Regions from separate parts of the Homo sapiens genome. Here region 2 is linked to region 1. Evidence: chromatin loops called from intact Hi-C (ENCODE). Cell type or tissue: endothelial cell of umbilical vein. All regions are shown on one strand.

Region 1 (8,000 bases):
CCTTTAGAGAAAAGAAGACTGCAGTTTGCATTTTGCCCTGGGTAAGAAACAAATTAGAGATGTAAAGAAACTTTGCTAAGCACTACAGATGCCTTTGACGTGTTTATTCCCGTTGACTCATAACTGTGTCTCACCAGATAACCTATAGTATATTCATACCGAAACTTATCTTTTTCTAATACTTTAGTTATTAGTTTTTAGGTAACCTGAAGAAGAATGAATATGAGCTTTTCATATCTATAGTAGGTTCACTTCCAATCCAGAGAAACCATGGACAGACCTTTTTTTCAGCTAAACAAAGTGTGGTAGTTTAACATCGCAGTAAGATCAAAAACCACCTTAACTGAGTATGAAAAATATTTGATGATACAGTAGTCTTCAAACTAAGTTTAAAAGATGCAAATAGTACATATATGCCAGTACATATGCCAGTGTCTTGAATACTGGGAAAAAGGAGGATTCGAGTGGGGGAAAGTTCACGACATTGTCTCTCTGCCTCTAATCTTTCCTGCTCAAGTCCTTGCAAGTAGAATCAAAATATCAATTGTTCTGAAATTAATTCTGCTTTTATTATTTCACTCCCTTGTTCAGAGAAACTTGGTAAGTTTTCACTTCTAAATGGAACAAAGGTCCCACTCCTAACGTATCATTCAAGTTCCTTCACAGTCCAGTCTCAACCTTTCTTTCCTTTCTTTTCCTAACTATCATTGTTCATAATACAGTAATATACCCTCCCAGGAGTATTCAATCTTTTGGCTTCCCTGGGCCACATTGGAAGAATTGTCTTGGGCCCCATATAAAATACACCAATATGATAGCTGATGAGCAAAAACAAAACAAAAAGTCTCATGATGTTTTAAGATAGTTTATGAATTTGTGTTGGGCCACATTCAAAGCCATCCTGGGCCATGTAGCCCACAAGCCACGGGTTGGACAAGCTTACAGGTCTAAACTCTGATAATTTCACTACACCTTGGATATTCATACTTCTGGTGAGCAGAGGCTGCTTACACTTTTTATAGGCCAATATCAATCATAACGTTTAAGTGTTTAATAAGTATCAATATTTATCTCATATGGCTCTCAGAACAGTGAATTAATTCACTTAGCAAATATATATTGAACCATTACCACTATCTGGCCCTATTCTAGTTGTTGGCCAAACAGCAGTGAATCAACATGTCTCTCCTCTGAAAGAATTTAATTTTTTGTGGGGAGGATAGTACAAAATATATGAAATACATAAACACATTCAAAATGTGTGTCGTGATGGTTAGTTCTATGAAAAAAATTAGTGCAGAGTAAAGAAATAGTAATACGAGTGTGATTTTAGATTAAAAAGTCAGAATAGGTATCCCTGTCTGTTAAACTGACATTTAAATCTTAACAAAATGAGTGAATTATGCATTTTTCCAAAGGAAGAGTGTTTCAAGAAAAAGAAATAGCAAGTGCAAAGCTCCTTAGGAGGAGGCACATTGTGTTTAAGGAACAGGAAGAAGTTGAGTATTGTGGGAACTGAGTAAGCAAGAAAGAGAATAGAAAAGGAGGCCATAAAGAGAGGAGAGGGCTTTTGAAAACCATGGAAAAGAGTTTGGATTTTATCCCAAATGGAGAGGGAAACTAGTAAAGGGTTTTGAGCAGAGAAATGGCATACATTTTCAAAGGATCACTCTGGGTGCTCTGTGAAGAATAGAGTAGGAGCAAGAGTAGAAGCAGGGAAAATGGTTATGACGCCACTGCAATAGCCTTGGAAGGAGACAGTAGTGACTTGGACCCGGGTGATGGCAGTGGAGATGGCGAGAAGTGATCAGATTCTGGCAATGTTTTGAAACCAGAGCTAATTGTGTTTGATGACGGATTTTTACATAGAGTGAGAGAAAAAGAGATGAGTCAAAGATAATTCAAGGGTTTTTGGCCTGAACAAATTGGAAATGTGTGTTTTTATTTATTGAGCTTGAGGAGTTCAAGGGAGGAGTAGGTTTAGTGGTGGGGTGGTTCTGTTTGAGCATTTTGAGTTTGATAGTCCTGTTTGTGGAAAATGCTTGGAGTGCTGCCCCATTTCCCTCCACCCACTATAGAGTTCACCTGAGGCTATGGCAGACTCAGTCAGTTTCCCATCTCAGGCACCTGGGGGCTTTCTGCAGTACAAAGGAGCCTGCTGAGACCGTTTACAGAATTTTTTAACATTCCCAGTGGCAACACTCCAACATTGAGGGTCCAGAGTTGGTGCTCATATACCCCAGGTTCCACATTCTCCAGTGGGACAGTCCTGAGGCATGTGTATATATGGTCCCACAAAAGGTCCCTGGGGAGATTGGGCCCCATCTGCCCCTGCTTATTAATACACACTGTATTAACTTTTCTTCCTTTGCTATCCCACTTCTCCATCACCTAACTTTGATTTCCTAGAATCGCCTTCCTGCCTCTTCTCCAAATAAACTACGCACTCCAATATTTTGCAGTCTCCCTGGAAGGAATTAAACCTAAGACTATTAAATACCCATATGTCAATCTCCAAGAAGGAGATTGATATACTATTCTGAAAACCAGGCAAAATGTCAGGGATGGAGATACAGTTGGGAGGCGTTAGTCTTTTTCACAAGCCTATTCAAAAGCCCATTGCACAAGCACTAGATATGTGTAGATTCCTACACAGACTTGTTACCGTCCTTGTCTGCCTCATGTCATCTCTTCCACATGAATACAATGATACTCATCAATGAATGCTCTGAACTTTCAGCAAAGGCCACAGTAGAATTTCTAGATAGTAGTAGATTGAGAAGTGATGACAATTTGATTGGAAGCTAAGGGATCTTGGGGACTTGTCTTGAATTTGCATTTACATAGAAAGCACATCGTTTTTATGTTTGACACATATTTATTTGTGGTGGGTTTGGAAAACCTTGTAGCGGTTATGGAGGGGCACCCCAACCCATCCTTTGGTGTTGCCATTGCTTTTTAATTATGATTTGTGCTAAGCCACACATTCTCATTTTACCTAGCTCAGGGTTCTAAGCATGTTTTTCATGATGGTTTGGTTAGGAAAGTGAGTAGCAATGAATGAGCTCCTCAATAAATACATAGCACAGACACTGACAGGCAAAGTGAAGTTTGTAATCACTTCCCAATCAATTGTTCAACTGAATGTGAGAAGAAATCATTTTCTCTCCTGTTTTGAGTCAGAATATCACATAAAGCACAACTCTTCCTGCATACATTGTATCATATTCCACAGTAATTTACTTTTTTGCAAGAAGTATCCAAAATTTGGTTTTTCCTGCTGAGCAGTTATCCAGATAATTGCAAATCAGTGGAATCATTTACATGAATAAAGATTTTTATTCTAATTAACGTGCTAAATCAAGCACACCAAATGTCTCTAATTCTTATATTACTCAAATGGCAATATTTTTGTCAGTGACTATCATATGAAATTTCAGGTGCCTAATGCATTTTCAAATGGCACTCATAAGCATACTAACGTTTTATAAATAAATGTCTCCATATTTTTAAGATGAATGGACAATTTTTGATTTTTAATGTAGTCCCCAATTTTCAATTTTTCAATTTTCATTTACCGAATGGAGAAACAGCATTCATCAGAGCAAAAGAGCAAGTTTCACAAGTCATGGGAACAAACATAGATGCTAATTTCCTATTTTAGGAAGTTCTTTTTAAAGTATTATCATTAAGAAGCACAACTCTGTGGAATATTTATGTGCACATTTAATAATAGAGAATTCGGATGTCAAGTCTGTGTGTTACTCATACCCATACATGCATCCTCAAAAAGCCTTGGAAGTTAATCCTCAGCTGATGAAAGCTAAGCAATTGCTCTGGAAGGATACTTGAAGTTTTTGGCTCTTGGGGTGAAGGTACAGTCACGAAAACCTCTCTTCACAAGAGGGCGCTGTGCAAACAGCTAGCTCCTCGTGAAGGAAAATTGCCTTGCAGACTGGCACGAAGTGGATTTCTTTACATCTATTAAGTGCTCTGCTCTTCATAAAGGAAAATTTCCTTGCAAACTGGCACGAAGTGGATTTCTTTACATCTACTAAGAGCTCTGCTTCTTTCTCTCTCTCTTGCTTTTTCCTTGCCATGCCTCTTCTTAGGCTCTGTAAGGCAGACTTCTTGTCTTCTCTAGTTATGCTTCTGCAAACTGCATCATGCTGATTCTATTAATGATTTGATTTTAAATAATACCATCATAGGTGTTAAATGATGTGTATGCCTATCTGGCTTCTCAGGACTTCTCTCTCACTACTTTACATCTCACCAATGTGTAAAATATCTATGAGACATCTTTAATTTAATATGATTCAAAAGTCTTTACTCTTGACCTTTGTTTGAAGTCTAATCAACTAAAAACCTAAAATTCCTGGTGGGAAAAAAAGAAACTTGACTACTCTAGTTTTTTAATAACATGTATTTCATTTATTCTGATTATAAAAGTCATCTTTATTTATTGTAGAAAATATAAACATTATGGAAAATAAAATTTAAAAACATCTATCATTCTATTACCCAGAAATAACTTGATCAACATTTTGGTGCATATTTTAATGAATAGATTTTTAAATGAGAAATGCTTTTCAGGAGTAATTAGATTCTACTTAGTATTGACAATTTTATAATATGCTTTTAAACAAAGTATTAACATTAACTTTTTTGGAAAATGCCACTTTCTGCTACTTATAGCTGTATTGGCTATTTTCTCAGAACTTCTGCTGTAATGAGTTTATACTAGAGTTGCAAATACACGTTCTTTGAATGTACTTGAGGAGTCGATAGTCTGAATCTGAGATTTTCCACAGCTCTTGGAGCACCTGAGAACACACTAGCTTCTTCCACGATTCTGCAGTACTTGCTCCTTCCTGATAGGATGCCTTTGTAAGCGTACAACTCCAAACATGGGCTGAGTGTTCAGTAATCATTTGTGTTGAGTTCTTCAGTTTCATGGAGACTAAAATTAGGTTTTCTCTGTCACTCTTGTAATGTCATCTGACCTTGACCTGCATTTCAAATTGCTGAGAAGTTAGCAAGCTGACTTTTACACTAGGCACATCAGAAATAATTGATTAAAAATAGAGTTATTGAAGTTGAATTTTTTTCATTTATAGAAAAGTACAATGTCTTGTTCATGACAAACAAGGCCTAACATTTATATAATGTTCATTTAAAATATATCAAAAGAAAACAAAATAATAAAACCCACAGAAAACCCAAAAACAACTCACCTATTAAAACATCTCTTGATTTATAAATATTATAGTTTAGTTTGTACAATATCAGTAACTGTGGAAAGCTCCCAATTATCTCATTCCCAAGTGCTTGACTGACTCATAACTTACCAACAATTTTCTTATTTCAGAGAATCCCAAAAACATATTACCTAGGACTAACCTGGAATAAAACTTCATGGTTGATAGCTTTTATCAATTAAATGGGTATTGATTTGGATAACTCATAATCTTGAGCATATCTTTAGATTTACTTTTTATCCTGAATTTATTTTTGTTAGTAAGATTTAGAAATTCAGATTTATTTTGTGCTTTATATGACATAGAAAAAAACAAATTGTCTTTCCTGTACAAAGTCCACCCTTCAAAATAGACTCCAGAAGAAAACATAGAGACTTATAACTTAGGTTAAACATAGGCACAATCCTAAATAGTATTCAGATGAGTCTTACCTGAATAATTGCTCACCTAATATGATAATCACCTGTTAAGAAGCAGTTTCTTAAATGTCACTGTTGGAATCTAAACAGTAGATACACAGGTGTTCACTGTAAACTTGTTTCAATTTTTCTGTATTTTTGAAAATGTTCATAATACCATCTTGGGGGGAAAAAGCCTCTTTTTGACATGGCAAGAACCATATTCTACTGAAACAGATCTTATATGCTCTATCAAGTTTATATTTTAGACATCCCTAATTCAGCTCATTCTGGACTATTCCAGGACTGATTGCCCTACTAAGGCATGCTTATTTTTTTCTTTATGTGTATAAGAAGGATTCAAAGGGACCGTTTGTCAGTTTTAATGTGTGAGCACTACTGATATGTTTTATTGAGAAAAAGCTTACTGCCACAGATCACAGAGATATTTTTCCGAGGTAAGATTCTTGCTGGTTTGCAAGTTTTGTAAGGAGGCACCAGGACCCATCTCTGTACCCCCAGCCACGGAGCCCTTATTTAGACCCACACTGGGCTGAAATAGAAACTTCTGTACAAATGTATCTCTCCTGTGCTCTTTCCACTTTAACAGAATAGAAAGAATTGACTGGTTGAGCCCAAATATTTCCCCCAGGCCAGTGTTACAAACTGGCGTTTCACCAAAAATAACTCATTTGATATGTTTTTAATGTTGATGATCTGAAAAATCATCTTCTTGTTTTTGTTTGTTTGTTTGTTTTTAGAGATAGGGTCTTACTCTGTCAGCCAGGCTGGAGTGCTGGAGTTCAGTGGCACACTCACAACTCACTGCAGCCTCGATTCCCAGGTTCAGGTGATTCTCCCACCTCGGCCTCCCAAGTAGCTAGGACCCCAGGCATGCACCACCATGCCTGGCTAACTTTTCTCTTTTTTGTAGAGATGGGATCTAGCCATGTTTCCCAGGCTGGTCTCCAACTCCTGGGCTCAAGAGATCTGTCCGCCTTGGCCTCCCAAAGTGCTGGGATTACAGGCATGAGCTTCATACCTGGCTACCTTCTTCTTAATTATATACATTTTTTCTTAAATAAGAGCTCATGTTATTTTTTATTTCTATAAATATTTTATATTCCTTCTCTTCTTATTGCCCTGATACTTTAAATAAACCTAAGCCCAGTCAAATTTTGTATTACCCTTGAGTTTCAGTTTTTGGTTCATTCAGCCCTAAGTTCTCTTTGGGCATGAATTGTTTTCACCATTGACTACTAGCAGGCAGCTGGCATAGCCTGGGACATGTGAGGTGATGCTAAACATGCATTTGTGAGTAGAAGGAAGGAAGAAAGGAGGGAAGGAAGGAAGGAAGGTAGGTAGGAAGGAAGGAAGGAAGGTAGGTGGGTGGGCAAGAGAGAGGGAGGAAGAAAAAAAGGAAGGGAGGCTGGTTGGTTTGATTAGCTGTTGAACAAAATTCCATATAGAAAGTAGCTTACTAGTCTATATCTTTTAGCTCTGTTTATTTCAAAGCTTTGTGTGTTTTTGTTAGGGTCACTTATAGAATATTTAGAAAAATACTTGCTGCCTCATGCATTTCACCATCCAGTGCCTGGTGAGACCTAAAAGCCCATAGTTATAATTTTGTTTCTTTGACCAAAGTTTGTTTTATTTTCAAATATAAATTCAATCCCTTAAGACTCACCTATAGCATATATATCAAACAAAAACACGTCAAATTTAACTCAGAATTTTGCTGGATAAATGATTTTACTGGATATCATCTGACCAATGAAATAACAATTGTGTGTTCTCAAATTTACTTCTACATTTTTAAGGTAGTAAGTTTAATTAAAAATCTCTAATATAAAAATGGCTTATTCTCTAAAATTTAGAGGTAAGCTAAAGTTTTCATCAAGGCCCCATTATTTAGCACTTTCCAAACTTGGGAAGGTCACTTAACTCCACTGAACCAGTAGAAATAAAATTAGTGGTAACACTGAAAGCAAAAACCAGAACCAGTCCAATTGTCTTATTAATAATAGCCTAATTGTGTAAATGTCTGTTATAAATTTCTTAGCTGGTTCTGAGAGATAGCTAGTAAATGGCACCCTAAGTTTTATATATTCTGTTACAAAACAAAAACAAATAACAACAATAAGCTGTTTTCTTTTGCTGTTACTCAAACATCTGGATTTCTATTGTAGCCCCTAGCACATTGTTACCTTTGGTTGGATGGACTGAAAAGTGTTGTGATTTTTCTCCTATGTAGAATATTCAGAGGGAAAGTGCAGGGCAGTGCACAATGCATACAAACATTGACAGGATCACTTTTCCTCAAGCTGAACTATACTCTAGG
Region 2 (8,000 bases), 150 kb after region 1:
ATGGCTAGGATAGATGAGGAAAGCTATTTACTCAGCACAGTAGCAGGACTCTGGCTCAGGAGAGGGCCCATATCATGGTCAAAAATAAATTGGGAAAAGTTTAAACTAGGGAAGCAGTGTCTAGCAAAAGGCCAAAAAGATGAGAAATGACCTTCAGCAGACAAACAATTACAAGGTCAGTAGACACAAAGTATGCGAGCAGTTGAGAGCGTGGATGAAAGGTAGATTGGAACTGTATTACCATCCAGTAATTCCACTGAAATGGAACAGTGTGGAGAACTGGGAGTAATTAGTTCATTCGTCAGTTTGTCCGACTTCTCTTTGTTTCTTGTAGGGGGCTGGTTCCATAGAAAAGGATGGGTCTGTGGAGTAAATGGTCATGAGTAGTGCTAGCCACACACATTCTTTAACACTTCTGAATGCAGCAGGCCAGCTGGTCATTACTGTTACTGCCCCCTCATGGGAGACCAAATATAGCTATATCATTCCTCCTCCAAAACTGCCTTCTGGCAAAAGTTATCTCTTTTAAGAATTGTGTGCATTCTTAAATTGCATTAAGGGAAGCAAACATATGGAACAAGAAAGCACCTCACTTAGTTCCATTTGCTAAGCCCTTTTGCAGACCCACTGACCCTTCCTTAATTCCAAATGAAATCTCAAATGCTATAAAGAAACCCGCCAAATGGGTTACAGCAAAGACTTTTTTACACCCTACTGTTATGTTCAGAATTGGAAAAAGCTGGGGATTTGGCAAATTCCAAAATGTTGGGTCATATGAAAACTTTTTTTTTTGAGACAGAGTCTCGCTCTGTCGCCCAAGCTGGAGTGCAGTGACGTAATCATGGCTCACTTCAGCCTCGACCTCCTTAGTTCAGGTGATCCTCCTGCCTCCACCTCTGGGGTAGCTGGGACTACAGATAAGCACCACCACACCCAGGTAATTTTAAAATTTTTTGTAAAGATGGTGTTTCACCATGTTGCCCAGGCTGGCCCTGAACTCCTGGGCTCAAGCAGTTCACCAGCCTTGGCTTCCTAAAGTGCTGGGATTATAGGCATGAGCCACCACACCCAGCCCCATACGAAAATTTAGTCTCAGAATTAGCCTTTGCATGCGTCACCTGTAAGTTAATCAGAATGTTACTTTCAAAAGTTCCCTGCAGGTGAGGAAGCTAAAAGGTATTCTTGTATTTTTTTAAATGAAACTTCATAATAGAGGTGTAAACAGAGTCCATTCTCCCCAGCCTTAGAATCAGACAGCTTGAGTTTAAAACCCACTTATGAGCTTGAGCATACTACTGAACATAGAGTCACTTGTCTATGCCTCAGAGTCCCCATGGTCGAATGGAAAATACAGTGCCTACTTCAAAGTGTTATTGTGAGGATTAAATGAGATAATATATGCAAAGCACAGCGCCTGGAACATGGAAAGTGCTCCAGAAGTTTTATTGTTATTAACATTATTATTATTGCCACCATCATCATTAAACTTGGTAATTTTTACTCTCCCCAATCCTTTAGTTACTTTTTCAAACTTCTAGTTTTTTGCTTGGGCTCCATCTAATTGGCTGTGAGTCAAAAGAGAATTCACCACATCCAAGTGTTTTCTAAAGAATGTCTTTGGAAAATTCACAACTGATCATTTTGATACCAGCATCTAAGGTTAGGGCTACCTTATCCTTCATCACCTTCTTGTTTTATTCATAACACCACGATGTGGACTATTGATAAAATTATGTTTCAAAGATAACTAGCTTATTTGAAGCCATCTATAATTTCAGCCCAAACTGACTAATTAGGCTAACTTTCAGAAAGTTAAGTAAGTGTCTAATTCTCAGTTAACTTACTACCTACTGAGTAAAAATGTGCTGCCTTTTAAAATCCACAACTAACCTCCCTACTCAAGGCAAACCCCCTAGTTCTAATATTTGAAGTATTTAATGAACAAGCCTTTTTGGGGGTCCTCTTGTAGTTAAAACATTTATTTTTCTCCTTTTTTTTTTTAACTCTGTTTTTTGTCTTTCTTTTTTTTTTTTTTTTTTTTTTTTTGAGACAGAGTCATGCTCTGTCGCCTAGATTGGAGTGCAGTGACACGATCAGTCACTGTAACCTTGAACTCCTGGTCTGAAGCGATCCTCCCACGTGTGCCTCTAAAGTGTCGGGATTACAGGCATGAGCTACTGTGCTCAGCCTCTACTCTGTTTTCTACCTTTTATTTGTTGCAAAAGCAACATGTTTATTTTAACAAATACTGGTCTTCCTCATCTTACTCCCCTGAGATTTCAATGTTAAAAGTTGATTTGTGTGTTTCCACGTAAGTCTTTATAACAAGCTTCTGCTGACACTCCTTGGCCCAGCTTTCCATAAACACATCCATCCCTACCTATTAGGTTGAACTGTACAAAATTGCCATTTTTATAGGTCCCCACTATTCTTTAATACCAAGCCTCAAATTTAGCCAGACACTAAATGTCCTGTTTTATATACACGCCTTATTCATTCCTTCTTGGTTTTGTTTTTGTGGCTTCACTTTTGCTGGATGGCCTCCACCCCCAACCCCAGCTCTACTCTGGCTGGACATTTTTTAACTCTCCTTCAAAGGTGTACATCCTGCAACTTCTTAAATTCCCTTTACATTCATTGTCTACATCACATAGTCTGATTGCCTATATAATACAATTTCGTGTTTTAGTATTTATATGCTATTTAATACAGATGCCACCTGTTTTGCTGCTTTTATTTTCTCTGGTTGCTTGATGTTCTATTACCTTAACTAGACTTTAGTGCTTTCTAGAAAAGGACAATGTGTAGTATATCTGTACTTATTCAAGTGCTGATCTAAGGACATAGGATGTAATGTAAAAGTTTATTCAATGACTATTTCAAAATACAAAGTCTCTCTTTGTATAAAGTCATTCACTAATACTGACATTGGCTGATACTTCAGACTGGAGATTCTCGGTAATATTACTTTTTCTTGATAATTAATTTTGATTATAAGAGGATTTAATATCATGGAAATAAATTATGCAAATGAACTCAGACCCTAGGTTCACTTCCCAGAACAAACCGTATTCTGAGAATACTTGTGGTGCCAAAATTTAGAGTGAAACCCCAGACTATTAATGATGCTCAAGTTACTTTACTCCAACACAATAAGTACTCAGTGATTTGTTACGGAAATTCAATTAAGTCTTCTCAAGTATTTTTTTTCTTTTCTTTTTTTTTTTTAATTATACTTTAAGTTTTAGGGTACATGTGCACATTGTGCAGGTTAGATACATATGTATACATGTGCCATGCTGGTGCACTGCACCCACTAACTCGTCATCTAGCATTAGGTATATCTCCCAGTGCTATCCCTCCCCCCTCCCCCCACCCCACAACAGTCCCCAGAGTGTGATATTCCCCTTCCTGTGTCCATGTGATCTCATTGTTCAATTCCCACCTATGAGTGAGAATATGCGGTGTTTGGTTTTTTGTTCTTGCGATAGTTTACTGAGAATGATGATTTCCAATTTCATCCATGTCCCTACAAAGGACATGAACTCATCATTTAAGAAAAAGTCCAATAAAATATCAGTCACTATTTTTAGATCTTCATTCTCAATGTTTGTAAAGCTAATACTAATATTAGATTAATGTAATTTTATCAATATTGATAATTACTTAGTATACATTGTGAACTTTGTTTTTTGGATGTCATTTAAAGGGTTATTTTCATGAGTTCCTAAGAAATAATTTAGGCCTTTAAGGTTATTTAACCCTTCAGTAGAAAATAGTTTCCTTGTTTAAGAAAATGATCTCCATCTAGTGGACAAATTTTTATATTACAGTATACAAAGAAAAATATTAAAGCCCCTAGAATATCTCATATCAAGCACTTCCTGACCTATTAATAAATGTTTTGGTTTTAGTGCTAATATTATGGCTTAAAAGTTGTAAGATTTAAAAATATCATAACTATCTAAATGACTTAAGGTATTTAGCAATATTTGTTTCAAAACTTATAGTGGAGTGTTAAGACTTGCTTGATTTAATTGGAAAAATTATAATTAAAGAAAAAATTACTGATTTATACAAATTTGGTGTTTACTCAGTTGAACTGAAAAAAACTAAACCAAAACTCACACTTCTGTATCTCTTACATTTCTGTTCATGCACAGGAAGGAGGGGGTATTTTCTTTTTTAAAGTGTAGCAATAAGAATATCTTGATATTAAAGGGAAATAAACATAAACATTTCTACAGGCATTCACATTACTAGGTCCTCCTCATGCTGAAAAGCTGCCATGACTATCTTCTTAGAAGAGAAATCTACTTTGCCAAACCCCCACTATTTAGAAGTTTTTAATGTCTTCCAGTTGTGTACTAAATACCTTCAAAAACCTTCTTAAATACTACTCTTCATGAAAACTTCTCAGATATCCCAGCCTGAGTTAGTCATTCATCCTTTATTTTTGTATCTTAATGCACTCATATTAAGTGCTTAATAAATGCCTATTTAAGCATATCCAAGGAGAGTTTGCCAAAGATCCCTAATGTATGTCTATTGAATGATTAGAGACCATCCTCCCCTTCCAGCCTTCCTGGGAATTGACAAGGTTTCACATACATATGTGCCTATCCTATTCTGGTGAAACAGATGTCCCCTGTTTGGGTGCCACATATATTTGTGGTTTATATAATCATGCAGTAGAGCTGGAAGGACTTTAGGAACAATCGATGATTCAATGCAGTTAGCTCAGTGACTGGTCAATTAACTTTTCTAGGACCTGGTATCCTCGTCTGTAAAGTGAGTCTGTTCGACTTGACAATCTCTCATTGTCCTTCCTGAACCAAATAAATATATCTATAAAGAGACACAATTCTAAGAAAATTTTAAGTTGGAAAAACATATTTACAGCTGCTCAAGATAATGAGTTTTCCCTCTTCTGTTTATTTGATGGATTATTTCGGAGCCACTGTTATTTGATCACAGATTCAAAAGTGATCCATGAAACATCTTCCAATCTTAGAGTCATAACTCTATTTATTAATGACTCCGATAAAGAAAATAAAGGAATGTTTTAAAATGAGCTAGTTAATAGTTTGAATAAAGATTCTAATGGGGAAAATATTAATGACAGCAAAACTTGAATTCACATGTTTATTTATTCTTTCAACAAGTTTTTCTTTAAAACCACACACCTGCTGGGCTATCATAAGCTATCACCCTCCTCTCCTAAGAACACATGAAAGTTGACTTTATTTTAATACTGGTTGATGTTTCACTAGAAAGGTTCTTTGTGGAAAGTTTATCTAGATTATAAGGACTATGACGTTAAGAACTGTGTGTGTAGATTTTTTCCCAGCTCTAAAATATGTATTGCTGAGCACAGTGCCTTTTATTCATTTAATCATTTACTCAAGACACTTGGGCACAGTTTTCAATGTGCCAAGAATACGCTGAGTCTCCATTTGTAGAGAGCTCACAATCTAGGAATGGAGACCGGGTGAAAAACATTTTCAATTCATTGTAAATTCTGTCATTAGGGAGTGGGAAAGTGTCTTGGGAGCGTAGAGAAAGGGCCTTTCATAAAGCTCTGATGTACCAGGGTAGCCTTTCAGGTGCAGGCTAAGTCTCAAGGATGAGTGACAGTTAGGCAGGGGAAAGGGGATTTGATTATTTAGGGGAGCAGGAGGTGAGGTGGTGATGGCCTGTGAGAAGGAGATAGTGCCTCAATATGAGTTGAGCAAGAAGTACCCAATAGCTGAGGATGGCAAGTTGAGGCTGGGGGCAACTAATTGCAATTGAGAGCAGATGGTTAGACTGGCAGTCTGGCAAAGAAATTTTGACTTCATCCTGAGAGCAATGGTAAGTTACTGAAGGGTTTTAAACTGAAGAATGACACTGGAAAATGGATTCAAGACACTAATATAAAGGTTGTTATAATAATATAGGTGAAATTTGATGGAGACCTGAATTTAAAATATTGGTAGTAGGGATGGAAGGAAGTGGGTACAATAGAAATTAATGCTTGGATGGATGTTATAGGGTAGGAGTGTGGAGGGAGAAGCCCAGGTTTGGGAGAACAGCATTAGGCACAAAATGGGTATTTGTTGAATCGAATTCAAATATTTGATGAATTACTGTGTATTTGTTATTTTCCGAAAGGAATTTTGTACTTAGAAGATTATGTTTTGCAGAGTGTTTCCCTTTTAACTGAAGTAGAGTTTGGAAAAACCTGTATCTTGTATCTGGTCAGTTAACAACAGTATCCAGGAGAACAAGAATGTGAAGTCAATGTGTTTTTCTTTTATGTATTTCAATATTATCATATTTTTATGGCAGAAATTAGCTGTAATTTTCATTCCTGCTAATTCCACTGTCAGTTCCTCAGCTGACGCTAAATGCTTTTTGAAAATATGAACATGTGAATGTTCACAGCAACATAATTCCTTCTCCTTCCTTTACAGTTTTGATGTGGACAATGGCACATCTGCGGGACGGAGTCCCTTGGATCCCATGACCAGCCCAGGATCCGGGCTAATTCTCCAAGCAAATTTTGTCCACAGTCAACGACGGGAGTCCTTCCTGTATCGATCCGACAGCGATTATGACCTCTCTCCAAAGTCTATGTCCCGGAACTCCTCCATTGCCAGTGATATGTAAGTACAAGGGCAGGCAAAGAGAGAGAAAACCGAGTAAATTTATATCTAGAGCTGATGACATAATAAAACTAATGACTTTTGTTCAACTGTATCACTCTCCTCCAATGTAGAAAGAATATGAATAAAATTATACAAGCTAGAAATGAATGGTAGATTTAACCTGAGTGCACTGTCACTCTTGATTAACACACACACACACACACACACACACACACACACACGCATGTATTTATTTTCCCAGAAAATACTTTATAGGAAAACTGAGAATTAAATTTTTAATGGAAACTAACACTTAAATCATTAGCTTATATTTATGTAGAGCCTGAGTTTTAGCTACCTAACTACATGGATATTTTCTAATATTTTGAAAAGCTTTCAACTCCATTGAAAAGTCCTGTGATAATAGACTGTATAGCATTTTGAATATATTTCAATTAATGTATGTACAGATGTTAGCACTGGTTTGCCAGATCATTTAAGAAATCTTTGTGGGACTTTGCCAAAATTAAACCAACTTTTAAGGATCATGAGAGGCAAGCACAGAAAACATTAGACAGACTTGAATATCATTTAAGATATAGTACAGCTTGAAAAACAATGAAAACTGACAAGCAGGTTTGCAGATCCTGTACCATCACTAGCTCATTTTCTCAGTGCATTTCATTCTTGTGGTAGTGTGCATGTTTTTCTACATAGGTCTTTATTCTCACTCAATACCTATACTATCATTCGTGGCACATCTGCCTCTGTATAGAATCGATCTTCATCTTTCTCTCTTGGTCTATACATTTGTCCAATAACATTCACCATCTTTTCATGACACCCATCTCAAAAACTCATAACAGGCTGCAATTTATCTTATAAGAATTAGTCTGTATGGAACCCCTGAGTGTCTAGTGTTATTCTTGCCATTCTAACAGAGCATCAGTTGTATTGCAATAGGTCTACATGGGGTTCTAGAAATGAAATTATATTTCACTCATTTTTACAAACTATGGTTGCTATTTTAGCAGTTGTATTATTGACGTCTACCCTTCTTCATCTCTAAACAACTTTCTATTCCTAGTGGCCCTATTTTTACATTATTTTTATCTCACTTCCTTAGATTTGAAATTCATGACACTTACTTATTCATTCACACATAATGAGAATGCTTCTTGAGCAAATATGGTGTATTTAAAGCTCTGAATCTGTGGAGCAGTGAGGTCTGGCATTTTAGACCATTGTAATAAAATATGGTGAGCACAATCCTTGAGGCATTTATCATGTACTGCAGGAACAGAGAGAGGAGATGGAGAGTTTTCCACCCAAGGGAAAGATACAGAAAATACCGGGCTAAGGGAACAACAT

What was found. Peaks named below come from ENCODE experiments on the same cell type or tissue, not always from the same donor. Only the 100,000 strongest peaks of a DNase experiment are listed, where the experiment ranks them.
Region 2: it touches region 1 in a loop (10-fold over the local background); 35 of 110 quality-filtered maps call a loop at or near these places.

Annotation. Positions count from the first base shown.
Region 1 is chr5:59,363,885-59,371,884 of GRCh38, reverse strand. The region is part of intron 1 of PDE4D (phosphodiesterase 4D); the gene reads left to right. Among named protein-coding and RNA genes, the nearest start is that of PDE4D-AS1, 330 kb to the right of the region's middle. In endothelial cell of umbilical vein, a CTCF peak has its summit at 3,906 (motif pointing right); a DNase peak (open chromatin) is centred at 3,914; H3K27me3 peaks cover 162 bases.
Region 2 is chr5:59,214,424-59,222,423 of GRCh38, reverse strand. PDE4D (phosphodiesterase 4D) reads left to right here. Exons shown (of 15, transcript NM_001104631.2): 2 at 6,456-6,647. Among named protein-coding and RNA genes, the nearest start is that of PDE4D-AS1, 180 kb to the right of the region's middle. In endothelial cell of umbilical vein, no CTCF peak of the experiment used is centred here; a DNase peak (open chromatin) is centred at 3,833.